3 separate regions of the Homo sapiens genome follow, and all the other regions are linked to region 2. The links are chromatin contacts, found by Hi-C or POLR2A ChIA-PET in ENCODE. All regions are on one chromosome and are shown on one strand. Each heading gives the region's core, a stretch centred on a gene start or an enhancer-like site at or near the end of the contact. The rest is flanking DNA. Distances are from core to core; before and after follow the strand shown. Region 1 overlaps ARID1B (AT-rich interaction domain 1B). Region 2 overlaps ARID1B (AT-rich interaction domain 1B). Region 3 overlaps ARID1B (AT-rich interaction domain 1B).

What was found. A loop is a pair of places that touch in the nucleus more often than their neighbours do. ChIA-PET counts read pairs that join two places held with the same protein, here RNA polymerase II (POLR2A). Pooled maps may share reads with other maps.
Region 1: a pooled map shows a loop between it and region 2 (4-fold over the local background). The contact joins two enhancer-like sites. A Hi-C loop is called at or near these places in 2 of 168 maps with a recorded cell type or tissue (IMR-90 and cardiac septum), 3 of 37 single-sample maps with no recorded cell type and 2 of 50 pooled maps. POLR2A ChIA-PET finds 5 or more read pairs at or near these places in 6 of 52 experiments (GM12878, OCI-LY7, RWPE1 and 3 more).
Region 3: a map with no recorded cell type shows a loop between it and region 2 (1.9-fold over the local background). The contact joins two enhancer-like sites. A Hi-C loop is called at or near these places in 1 of 168 maps with a recorded cell type or tissue (heart right ventricle), 1 of 37 single-sample maps with no recorded cell type and 4 of 50 pooled maps. POLR2A ChIA-PET finds 5 or more read pairs at or near these places in 11 of 52 experiments (BJ, CD4-positive, alpha-beta T cell, IMR-90 and 6 more).

Annotation. Positions count from the first base shown.
Region 1 is chr6:156,874,894-156,879,700 of GRCh38, reverse strand. The region is part of intron 2 of ARID1B (AT-rich interaction domain 1B); the gene reads right to left. Among named protein-coding and RNA genes, the nearest start is that of MIR4466, 98 kb to the right of the region's middle. Within about 2 kb of position 3,252, at least 2 of the 41 ENCODE cell types and tissues checked have a DNase peak (open chromatin) inside an H3K27ac peak, as active enhancers do.
Region 2 is chr6:156,916,990-156,921,155 of GRCh38, reverse strand. All of the region lies in intron 3 of ARID1B (AT-rich interaction domain 1B), which reads right to left. Among named protein-coding and RNA genes, the nearest start is that of MIR4466, 140 kb to the right of the region's middle. RefSeq lists an enhancer at 3,642-3,701. Within about 2 kb of position 2,378, at least 3 of the 41 ENCODE cell types and tissues checked have a DNase peak (open chromatin) inside an H3K27ac peak, as active enhancers do.
Region 3 is chr6:156,951,795-156,956,033 of GRCh38, reverse strand. The region is part of intron 4 of ARID1B (AT-rich interaction domain 1B); the gene reads right to left. Among named protein-coding and RNA genes, the nearest start is that of MIR4466, 170 kb to the right of the region's middle. Within about 2 kb of position 2,278, at least 9 of the 41 ENCODE cell types and tissues checked have a DNase peak (open chromatin) inside an H3K27ac peak, as active enhancers do.

The DNA.
Region 1 (4,807 bases), core at 2,003-4,502, 42 kb after region 2:
TGTAACAGAAAAGCTACCCGATACTTCTAAAATAAAATTCTTAAGGGTTTGCAGAAGTGTTTAGCATTATATGAAAAAGAATACCTCTTACAGTACTTGTTTTGAGGCACTTCATTCCCAAAACACATTTTCCATTGTTGTAATCTTTTAAAGTGCTCATCTATCTGGCTTCTACAGCAATTTGCGAGTGTGAAACAAATATGCAATTCACAGAGGGAAAAAAGGGCAAAGGCTTAATTTACGATACTCTCATTTGCCAGAGTGTAGAGCTGTGGGGCACAGCCACAAAAGTGATTGTAAATTCCACTGGTCTAATGAACAGATACAGTTTTCCTAATTTTTATTGCTGTACTCCACAGCTGAGTGATTGTCAGGCCAACGCCAAAGCACAGGTTCCATTTGAATGACATATGGCTTCAGTCAACCAGAGAGATGTTCAACATTAAACAACACAAGTAGACAGAACAAGAATACAAAATGCCAAATTAGCCCTCGCAGAACCAGATACCCTAGTACACATCTCAGTCCTTTGGAAGAGGCTCCGAGTGCGTGGGTATGATGCGAACACTCCTCCCTGGCCCCTTGCAGCAATGCACAGGGCACAGCCGGGATAGGCTGGTGCGGAGGAGAGCCTCCATGGGCACTGGAGTCAGAAGCTGTAGTTCCGCCCTCAACAGCTAACTGTCCTACCTACATCAGACTGCTTTACCTCTTTGTCCAGCAGTTTCCTTACCTCCTCCTTACAAAATGGCACTACAATACTTCCTCCACCTCACTCAATGAAATGCTGATGCAAAAACACTTCCTAAATGGTCAATCACGATGCAAACAAACCCATGATGATGACAATTCTCTTACCAACAAACACTTCCTAAAGCAAGCCCAGTGCAATTGCAAGCATTAAAGCAGCAATGTAGCGACCACCTGTCCAACCATTTGGCTGCCCAAGCTATGAACCCTCTTCTGGGATTTGGGTAACTCCTCACCTTATTATGAGCCTGATAGGAGGCAGACTCCACTTCCCAAAAGAGAGGCTGGAAAGGCCAAACACTTACTTGCTTTCCCAAACTAGAAACTAGAGTAACTGGAGTTACAGGCAGCTAGATTATTGACCCAGCCAATCAGATGCACATGCCCTGGTCTTTGACTCATTAGCCAGTAATACAAAGAAACAAGGAGAGGAGGAACTTCTCCTTGCAGTACACACAGCAATACCCAATTTCAGGTGTGTGCACATGTGTCTGCCACCAGGATGCCAGTGGGGCGATATGGAGGTACAAGTTGTGTCTGGCATGCTCAGGTCTTCTCTGTACTTGTGACCTGTTTTTGCAGCATCCTCATGGTGTGGTCTCCCTTGTTCCTGCCCTTCTGGCAATTCTGTGAGCTTCCCAACAGCCTGTCAATTCCTTTTCTGCTTGAATTGGCTAGACTCGGTCTTCATCGCTTACACCTAAGAATCCTCGCTGACACAAGGTAAAATGGTACCTTGAAATGGTAGCCAGATAAGTGGAGAAACTAAAGGAGAGCCTCAAAATGTGTGGCACCACAAAGCAAAAACAGAAGGCAGAACGTGACGCCCAGCTGGCAGAGGCATGAGGAAGGGCAACCGCCTGATCAAGTATGTAGAGTGAGAGAAGCCCTTCAAAAGATCTTACGTAACTAATCAAAAGTCAAGGATAAACATGGGCCAGACGCGGTGGTTCACGCCTGTAATCCCAACACTTTGGGAGGCTGAGGCAGGTGGATTACTTGTGGTCAGGAGTTCGAGACCAGCCTGGCCAACATGGCAAAACCGTGTCTCTACTAAAAATACAAAAAAAAAAATTAGCTAGGTATGGAGGCACACGCCTGTAGTCCCAGATACTCAGGAGGCTGGGGCACGAGAAGTGCTTGAACCCGAGCAGCAGAGGTTGCAGTGAGCCAAGATGGCACCACTGCACTTCAGCCTGGGTGACAGAGCGAGACTCTGTCTCACTTAAAAAAAAAAAAAAAGGATAAATATGGTTATGCAAGAAGGCCTACAGGTGGCATGGACCCAACTTTCAGAGGCCGGCAGCTCCAATGTGTTCCTTCTTTTAGCATTCATTGAGACCTTATGTGCCAGACTCTGAAAATACTCATGAGGGTCACAAGTTCAGCAGGGGACACATTCAATAGCTACAGGTAATTTTAATATAGGGAGACACGTTATTGAAGTAGACGTTGAATAAATGTAGGTGGAGCCAGCAGGCAAGGAAGAAGCACGGAGAAAGAGACACCTGAAGGAAACAGGAGAGGGGAAGGAGTGCGGGTCCACAGGCAACAGTACAGCACAGTGCAGAGTGAAACACAGCACCATGCAATCTCGAACTGCAAGCATCTCAGTAAAGTGGTGCTTAGATCCAGGCTGGAGAGCTGAGAGCAATAGGGGTGAACAGGAAGACAGGAGTCCAGAAGGGTCATGCCATCAGACTCACAAGTTTGGATTTTATTTCACAACAGATATTCACTAAAGAACTTTAAGCAGGAGAATAACATATCAGATTTTCATTTTATTTTAACAAGATTACTGTGAAAGCTCTTTGTGAAAGAATAAATAATAAGTGGTTGCTAAACATTCGGGATTCATAGAACCTTTGAGAGTATATTGGCCAGAAAAATGCATCTACACACATATATAGAAATCTTAATATTTAATTTCCGGGAGGCTGAGGCAGGAGAATCGCTTGAACCTGCGAGGCAGAGGTTGCAGTGAGCCGAGATCACGCCACTGCACTCCAGCCTGGCAACAAAGCAAGACTCCATCTCAAAAACAAACAAACAACAACAACAAAAAAAATTAATATTTAATTCCAAAGGATTCGCAGCATCCTGAGGTCCATCTGTGAACACTCAGGGGTCTGTGGACCTCAGAGTGAGAATGATCTGGAAGTAGGAGGGCGATAACTGGCAGATACACTGGTTGAGGGGCTAAAGCAACTGCCCACGCCAGTGACGGCAACAGCCTCAACTTGGGTAAAGGCTATGAAGACGGGGCACACAGAAAGTGTCTGGGACAGTCTTCAGGAATTAGTGATCAAGTGGAGGAGGGTAGTGAGGGAAAAACACCAAGGATAATAACTTCCCAGGCGGGCAACTTAAGAGATTGAGCAGTGCCATGTTTTTATGGGGGCAAACGGTGGACTGGGGAAAAGAAACACCATGAGTATACTCGGAACTGGGATGCTGGAGGCGCCCCCAGGTGGACATGCCCAGCCGGCATCAGCAGTGAGTCTCGGGCTGAGTGGGCCGTGGTCCAGGGTAGAGCCACTGGAACCAGGACGAGACAGCTGAGCCTACACAGATATCGAGGCCCAAGTCCACAAGGCAAACCCAGGACTCAACCTAAAATCCACAGGGCCGGATGGGTGAGGCTGAGGAAAGAGGCCCACAGTTCACTGAGAACACCACCACAATATCATCTTACAAACATTAATACAAACTTATTAATCTGTGCATGTGATTTATTCACACAGTCACATCAGTGCTATCTACTCCAAAATATAAAGCTTTGGCAAATTTCTTTAAATAATTCTGTTCAGTGCCTGGTAGGTACCACGGGAAAGTCAACACTATCATCCAGAGATACAACTCTAAATTTTTTCAGAGACCCAACTTCAAAAAGGACAGTGTATGCAGACAAATTTTAAAGATGCTTTAAAAATACCCATATAATTTGGAATATTCAACAGTACACTTCAGTAACACTAAAATCTGGAATGGAATTTGCAATTTCAGGAAAGCAGTTCTTTAACAGAAGTATTTAGCACGTTATATAAACATGTTATTCAAAGAAATGTACAACACAGGGGATTTTCATCACATTTACTACATTTGTTAGCCAAAACGTAGCCCTCTTGTAATCACCAAGAGAGTTGCAGTAAAACCTCTATAATATTAAACAACAGCACAACACGGCAGTAAGCCATCCTTTTATTAAGACAAAGAAAACATACTTAATACGCGCAGCTTTCTTTGCCACTTCTTTCCTGAGGAACTCATTTTAAACAGCAGCTCACTGAAAAGGCATGAACTGTTTAAATCTGAACAGAGACTCGCATCTTTATTTTGTGAGGAGAAGCTGGCAGGGAGAAAGACTGTGATAATTTTAAGGTTCTATCAGTCTCATGCTAAAATCTAGAGTGTGAAATAAAAATAATCAAAAACATTAATCCAGAATCGAATACAGCTGGTCAATGAAAACTTTCTCACCTCACCTGGCTTTTAACATTGACCATTACAAATGCAATTAATTTTGAATAAATGGCAAAGTGTTCCATACATTTTTAAGGAAGAAAATATAGATGTCACTAACTGGACTGGAAAATGGATGCAGATATGAAGAAAGCTTATGGTACTCAAATGAGTGATTTGTAAAGCTCTGAAAGTTGATCATGCAATGCACAACCACAACCATTTCCTATGAAGCTAAAGAATGACTTTCCTTCCATACACTGAGTTCCTGCTACACAACATATGGCAGTGTGATGGTGTAGTGCTCGTTTAGTGAAGGAATGCGGGAACAATGAATAAATGAATGGCCATCAGCCTCAAATATATATCTAGACACTACTCTTAATCTATATACTCAAATAGGCCATTTAGAGATGGTCTTTCAAAGAATACTGTAAAATTTAGCAAGTAAAAGTAGATCCTATATGTTAACTAAAGTCAAATATTTACCTGATCAGTTACTATGGGTGGGCTATTCCACTTTGTGCCACAGCGATAAAATCCAGATGTGGCTCCTGCTCTTAAGGGCCTTAAAGGAGCAAAGGACCCATATTCC
Region 2 (4,166 bases), core at 1,129-3,628:
TCCTGAAGTTAATCCCCCACTGCTCTTCCATAAGGAAAGCAGACATGAGAACTACTGCTTTCAAGCAAGGAAGATACACCAAATATTTGGCAACTGGTAAAACAGTGGGGTCCAGGGTCCTGGAGTCCCCCTGCTAATTAATTAATTAATTACTGCCTGTAATCCCTCAGCTACTCAGGAGGCTGAGGCAGGAGAATCACTTGAACCTGGGAGGCGGAGGTTGTGGTGAGCTGAGATTGCACCACTGCCCTCCAGCCTGGGCAACGAGAGTGAAACTCTGTCAAAAAAAAAAAAGAAAAGAAAAGAACAAGAAAAAGAGAAAGAAAAGAAAACCACAGCTGTATACATACCAAAGGGCCTTCCCTGCCCGACTTCCTGACACCATCTTCTTCTGTCTCCCTAGGCTAATGCAAAGAGACATAAACCCATTCCTCTCCCAAAAGCCTAGCACTTTGGGGAAAATCAATCAGTGACCTAAGCTGGTTCTGTTCTTTCTTTTGCAGAAAAAAAGAAAAAGGTGACCACTGCCCACATTAGCAAATGCTAAAAATAATGCTACATTTCAAACATCTGAAGATAATCTTCCTCTGGAATACAATATACATAGAGCTTGTTACTCTAATTAAAAATTTTAAAAATCAAAGAAACTGATGAAGAAAGAACTTTATGTATAAATTATGTTTTATTTCATTTTTCATAGTTTAACATATTGAAATGAGCATGTTAAAGACAAATGAAAGCAGCTGAGAGTAGCAAAAAAACAATCCAGGAAAAAAATAATTCCCCAATTTCCCTTGTGTCAGAATATAAATATCAAGGAAAGAGAATTAGTGAATATATAATGAGCCTCGATGATACTTTTAACTGCACACTGCATTCTCTTCCCAACTTCATCCCTCAATACCAATGGGGGCAGGAGCAGGGTATCAGAGAGGAAGACAGATGGGCTGTCAGGCCCAGGGAGCTGAAGGGGAGGGAGGTGAAGGGGTGCAATGAGGAGGCTTGCTCGGAGAGCGCCAGTTCTACCCAACTTTCTGGTTTAGAAGAGCAGGCTTCTTCTTCCACTGGCTGCTGAGTCTGGGGAACTAGGACTAAAAACTAGAGAACAAGGCAATGTCCACTCATGCGTGAAGACATCTGGTTCAATTCCATAAATCCTCCTCTGGCGGGAGAGAGGGATCACCCACCTACAGTTAGTTATAGCAGTGTTAGGATCAGAGAAGGAGGTGAAGCTTAATTGCTCTTTAGACTAAACCCTCCTCTTAAGGTGTTTGAAGTTTTTCTTTAGCCTTTGATGAAATATATCATTCATTCATTCATTTAAAGAGCCAAGGTCTCACTCTGTGACCCAGGCTGGAGTGCAGTGGTGCGATCAGAGCTCACTGCAGCCTTGAACTCCTGGGCTCAGGGATCCTCCTGCCTCAGCCTCCTGAGCAGCTGGAGCTACAGATGTCCGCTAACACGCCCAACTAAGAAATACATCTTCAACAATCTAAGGTTTTCCTCTCCTGCCTCCATGGTAGACAGTCATGCCCAGCTGATGTGATCTCCTCCACATTTCAGTTAAACTGGGCTAAGCAGCTGCCCAACAGTGTCTGAGATGCTTCAAACCAGGACACAGCTGGCCACACACTCCAGGCCTGCCTGGCTTCCTGGCTACTCTTCTCAGGAGGAGCCTTCCATCCCCTTTCTAAAATTAGTATTGAAAATATTATTACTATATAATTCCTCACTTCCTGGTTTTAATTCTGGTACTAGAAAGAAAAAAAAAACTTAAAATATATGTTAAATATGAAAATGAATACATAGCATTATCAAATTATGATCCAATGCAATTAAATTCCCAATTATACTTCAAAACATATTAAAAAAACACTGAAAGTTTTCCATTAAAAGCCAAAAATGCTTCGATACTAGAAGTGATGTGTATAAAATCTGAGGATTTTTCTCTTGCTTTCTTCTGCTACTATTAAGGAAAAGCAAAGGCCCAGGCAGACATAGTTGCAACTAACTACAGATTCACCCTGATTTCTACAGCAATTAAGAAAACCAAATTCATACCAAAAGACATTCTAACATTCTCAAAATGTTATTTTTCTTCATTCTTCAATGGGTCTTTTTTTCTACTTTTTTTATTTTAAGAAGCTTTCAGGAATAACGCCACCAAAACACACAATAAACTGAAACTGTTAACGCAGCAAATTACACCTATATTCAAAACGAGTGCTGAGCTTTTACTATACTAGTTTTTCCCCCAAGGGAGAAAAAGGGAACAGAGAGAGGAAGGTCACTAGTCCTCATTCCCATCCTCCTGGCATCAGTCATCCTGCCAGAGCGAGCGCAGGCAGGCTGGTGGCTCCTGCAGCCTATCTAACCCCACCTCTGTGCTCCCAAAACCGGCCCCAACACAAGGTTAGAAGCCCCAAGTCAACAATCAGAGTCTAGGAATAGGCCTTGCTCAGCCACTAAGTGACCCAGAAGTTGTCTCCTCGGATGCTTACAAGCTCTTCAAACTTAAAAGGAAATCTCCCTCAGCAATGGTTCAAAGCCTGAGACAACTGTAGCAAGAAGAAAGAAAAAGATTCAAAATTCAAACATAACCCAAGTCTTCACTAATAATATCCTTTAAAACAAAGAATAACATTAACTATATTCTGGTTTTTACTGAGTTAATAGACTGTGTTAATATCCAAAAACTAAGCAATTAATGGCAACAAACTATATATGTCCTTGTTTTTTTGCTCTTATAATAAAATCTTAAAATAAGTGAAATGAACACTTCAGTGGCTTTCCACAGGCCTTGTAAGGTTAATTTTCCCCCAAAATCTGCAGGATTGGCTTATAAATTAAATTTTGGTCTTATTTCTATATAAGAAACAGATTTGCATAATATAAATAACAACAATATAAGGAACTGTTTACCCCACAATGGATCACAGCCTCTGTCCCTAATGTGACTTCTGTGTTCCTTCAATGACTTGAGTGGCATGCTGTTACAAGCTTTAAATCAAAAATATATTTCACTATGTTTTTAGCTTTAAAAAAAGTATTTTTTCTAAGTTAAGCTCCTTTGAAAGATTTTGCTTACTATGTGGATTATGATGGATATTTTATGTTAAAAAATTGAAACCTATTTTACCCCCATGTTCCAGTACTATTTTGTTCTTTTCCAAATGATTGCCCATGTGCCAAGTACTTCCAGTTCACGGCATCTCTTTTAAAAATTGCTGACCAAAAAGATGTCTGAAGAAAGATATTTTAGAAAATATCATTTAAACACCCATCTACCTACTCTCATAAAAGTAGACTCAGATTTCCACTTGGTCCAACTACCAAGTGATCTACTGCTAGAAGTTAACTGCTAAACTAGTACTATTTTCTGTTTTAAATGATATTGAACAATAAATAACCTCATTTCATTTTTAATCACTGAGGCAAAGGCAATATAAATCACCAGTTCCCACCATAATTAATATGCTCCATCTAAATGACCTTGACTGTTAACTGACCTCATTGTCTACTTCAGTATCTCTCAGGAATGGGCATCCCCTCTATTTTCACTAACAAGGAACTGGCCCTATCCCAGGATCACTTCTTCTCTCACCAGCAAAGTCTTCCTCATTCTTCCAGACTTCCTCTGAGACACTTTTATCAACATCTTCTCCTAAGCCTCACAACACTAGAATCACAGCTTGAAACACACCCCTCCCACGGCACCGTCAACCCTCCTGTTCAACTAGGGGCTCCTTTAGGTCAGCAACAACGTCTGACTCAACACTAGATTCCCACATGCAAAACAGTCCCAAGCCCAAAGGGGCTCATAAAATGGTTTATGTTTTGCTTGTCCAACAGACCCTGAGGTAAATAAGTACACTTTCATAATACCCATTATTTCTCTTAAGAATCCGAAACAACTATATCAACTTGAAGAGAAACTATACGTATAAAAGCCAAGTTTGAAATTATGTTGCTGCTTTACACTAAGGTTTTTTAAAAAGATCCATACTCTCTAAAAAAAAAATGGTGACTTCTTAAATAGGGTTACTTGCTACAACTCTTCTCTAAGAAAAGAAAAAGGTTTTTCTGGCTATGAGGGCACAACAGTGTCCCTTAAAGCCATGAAAACAGACAGGGTTGTGCGAGGATGCCAACTGTTCCAGACCAGC
Region 3 (4,239 bases), core at 1,029-3,528, 35 kb before region 2:
ATGTCCAGAACCCAGCAGTCCTGGACGGCTGTCAAGCAGTTGGTGGTAAAAAGCAAAGCACAGGGCACTTGGCAGATACACAGATGAACACAGGAAGGTGAGGAAATAGAACAGGCGCGGCTTCCACCACCAGCGGCCTCCAGTAACCTTCCTAACAGGATAGGGTTTCTGAGACCAACAGCCCTCCTCCCTAAAATCTTAGGCCCCTGAAATGGGGCTACTTCATTTCTAAGATCCCAAGTCCAGGGCGAGTATCTTCTGCCTTGGACCCCATGACATCCAGGCTCTGTTTCTAGGGCCCTTCTGGAGATGGGCATAGGTTCTCCTACCTTTTCTTGATGTTTATCTTGGCTGTTCCTCCTGGACACAGGGAAGGAGCTGAGGCGTATCACTCAGGTGGCAAGGTGAACTAGCTTAAAAGGTAGATTTTCTCCTCTCATGTAGAAAACTTGATAAAGATAAAATTATGTCAATAGCAAATTATGTATAACTTTCAATTATTACAGAGCCTTTATATGTGTTACATCATTGGAAGTCATATATAATCCACAATAAGTCATTCTGGAAGACAGCACTATAACATATACAGAAAGGACTATAGCGTTGTTCTGGATCCCCACCTAGCCTCAGATAAAGTCTCTAGGACAGGATTGTGGTTAATATGTAATGTATGGCCTGGAACATACAGTAGCTCTAGGTTTATCACACCTGGTTGAATGGCAATAACCAGAATGTCAGAAAGCTCTGGATTTAGCCTATTTAACTTTCTGTATTAAGAGCTATCATGAGATACAAATTCAGAGGGGACACAAAGGTAGGAATTACACTAAATACAACAGATGCCAGATTCAGGATCCTAACACACGTTAGCAAGCTTGAACAACAGCCCCGACCCAGTCCAACAGCAGCCAGGAAGGGTCGATGAGCACTTGAGCTCAGGTGCAGGATGGATGAGACGTATCCTTCAGAGCAGCTCCCATCACAGTGGCAAGAGTGGGCTGCAGCTGCCGCAAAGCCCTGCAGACCCTGACGCCTCCGATACACGGCAGCGTGACGGTCCAACACAAAGCGGGCCAGGTGGCCTCCGCCAGCCATGCCTTTGGAGCCTGCCCTTTGGTTGTGGATATCACATTTAGAGGTGCTTATACAAAAATGAAGCTCATTAAGGAATTAAGAATAGGGTGCAGGGGAACTTGAGACCACACAGTGGGGGAAATAGTTAAAGTAACTATTAATAGCCCAGAAGAAATCCTAGTAAATGAAAACTATCTTCAAATACGTGAACAGCCGTCATATAGAAGAAGGATTTAGATTTACCTTGTGTGGTTTAAGAAGGCAGAAGTAGAACCAGGATTTAAAAAAACAAACAAAAAAAACAGTTCGAGCTAATGTAAGGAAAAACTTCCTAAACAATTTAAATTACCACAAATAAAATACCTCATAAAGTAATAAATTCTGTATCACAAGACATTAAAAATGATGTTTTAGTAGCAGTTTATGTATCAGGTAGACAGGGACTTGTATATACCATACAAACTATTAAGATTCATCTTTATTCTAAAGACAAAATACTCACAGATAAAAAAAAATCATATGTATGTGTGTGCAAACGGCCTCATTCCACACAGGCTGACTATGTCAGAGCATATTGCTTCGAAAGTTACATCAACTAAAGCATTTTCAAAATGTCCAACAGTTCTCCAGAACCATAAACTGTCCTTCCTTTACTATCTCATGTGAGGGTATAGTTCAGGAAAGGGGCTAACTAGAAACTTGAAACCAAAGAGACATCTTGATCAATATTATCACTCATACATTAAAAAAAAAAAAGAACTTCATTTTTAATATTTTAAAAGCTTAGTTCCTTAGAACTTTGTCTCCTCTGAAATTGTCCAAGATCAAGCAGATAATGGGCTAAGTCCAAAAAATAAAGGAGCAACAGAGCAAATCTGACTGCGTGTTTGAAAAAGCCTATAAAATGTTACAAGCAAAACAGGAAAGCCTGTGTTAATAATGCATAAACCAAAAGAGAAAAAAAAGCTGCCCATTTAATGGAATAATGCTTTTATCCTTGCAGTTAAAATGAAATAAACCATGACTATTAATCTAGTAAGACCATGTAAAAATGTAATTTTTAAACATTTACTAAAAGGGGATAGTTCAGTAACCACTCTAAAAATCAAGGCCTTGTGTACAGCAGTGTTTAAACGCTAAATACCAATCTCCTGTCTGCGGAGGCCATTACCCACCCTGTCACCATAGCAACGCTAACAGTATGCCTGACTTCAAAGACAAAGATGTAATTTCAGACTTCCAGCAGCCAGAGGGAGTGGTAAGAATATTCTACCCAAGCAGTGTCAGCTGATGATAAATTATAAAAATATCCAGGAAGGTTATGAGGCGGACGGTACCACATATTCTCATATTCCTGGGGGAAGACTTACATTAGTCAAACATACTAGGAGACAGAGAGAGTAAAACAAAAAGTAAACAAGAAAGAATCTCAATGGAGTCCGATTTTTTTCTTTTTTTAAAATTACATAGTACAGAGTTCTAGCCTTCCTTTTCTCTTGCTCCCAGGAGAAAATAAAAATAGTTTCTACCATCTTCTTTCTCATTCAAATTAAGAGTGACTGCAGACCTGCATGAATGTTCCAAGGGACTTGCAAAACCACCTCTATAACTGCTACTTCTATATTTGTGAAACTCTGGCGTTTGTCAAAAACCGTTTTAAGCACCAGTAGTCAGCTAAGGGGGCTGAGTGGATCCCTGTGTTGAAGCTGCAGAGGGCAGCCGTCCATTCTAGCACTTGGAGCTTTGCTTTCCAACCACCCAATCTAACCCCAACATACTCAAGATATTTTTAAAGCCCTGTGAAGGGGAAAACACTGAAAAACAATTTGCCAATTTGTAAGTTTTTGTGTCTTAAAAAAATAATAATAAGTGCATAAAGCTGACACAGTACTGTTTCACAATTACGCAGTTGACCAGATTTTAAAAGCACTAGCCCTAGAGTTGAGGTTGAGAATGCCACAAAATGCCCAGCTAGTAATTTTCCCAGAGGTAATGAAATACAAAAGAATAAAGTTGGAGCTAAAGTCTTCTTGAAGATTCCCTACAAGGAAGAATTGCCAGACTCCAAGGATTTTCGCTTACTCGAAGAAAGTCATAAATGACTAGCCTGGCCAGCAAACACACAGATGTAAGTTTTACTACAATATTATTGTTTTACAAGAATGAATATATACATTAAATTCTCTTTCTGTTGAATTCTCTTGTATGGTTTTAGGCTCAAAAAAGTCTAGTTCCCTTACTAACAGGAGCATGACACGGCTGCCTCTTTCAACAGACCCTGCTCCCCACTCCCAAAGGTGGATGAATGGTCAGAAGGGTGTGGAGTCCAACAAGGGCTGGTGTCAAGATCCCTGCCCCCACTGCTCACCGGCCTGCTGCCCACAACCACTCTCAGCAACCAAAGTGCACAGGAGCCACGGCAGCCCGACCTTCTTCCCACGACCAACCATGGGGGGCAGGATGGGAAATCAAGCCAGCCTCAGTGTCCCCACCACCCCTGCTAGCCTTTTGCTGGAGGTGGACCTATGATGGAGTTCCATGTTACTCCTTAGGAGCACAGCTCCAATTTTATAACGTATTCAAAGTCAGTAAGTTCGAGAAAAATAAAGCACATAAATTCACTCACAAACTGTTATCATCCTAACTATTAAGCTATTAGTGGCATGCATGTTCTGTAAAATTTAGACCATCACTAGTCTCATCAATTAATCTTGAGCCCTCATCTTTAAACCCAAGGATCAGCAATCTTCTTCCCAGAAAAACAAGCTAAATTACAAATGTCACTCACACACCTATCCCTCAAAACAAAGAAAAACACATGTATAAAAAAACACTCTCTTCACAATTCAACTCTTTCCTGACTAAATGGGTTTCCACCCTGGTACACGTTTTATGCTTATAAAATAATTATTTTTAAAAATTATTGTGAAATAAAAATGGGTTCAATAAGCTACTTCTTTGGACAGAGTAACAAAGTAGTTAAGCAAGTTACAGCAAAAACAGATAATTATTCAATCATTTATGTGGCATGACACCTAATTTAGGCCTTTGATAATTTTCCCAAACATGAAACCACTTTTTTAGCACTATATTAAAAACTCATATTTTGGACTCATTATTCACTATTTTCAAAAGAGTATATATTCCTTTATAAAGTATTTCCTT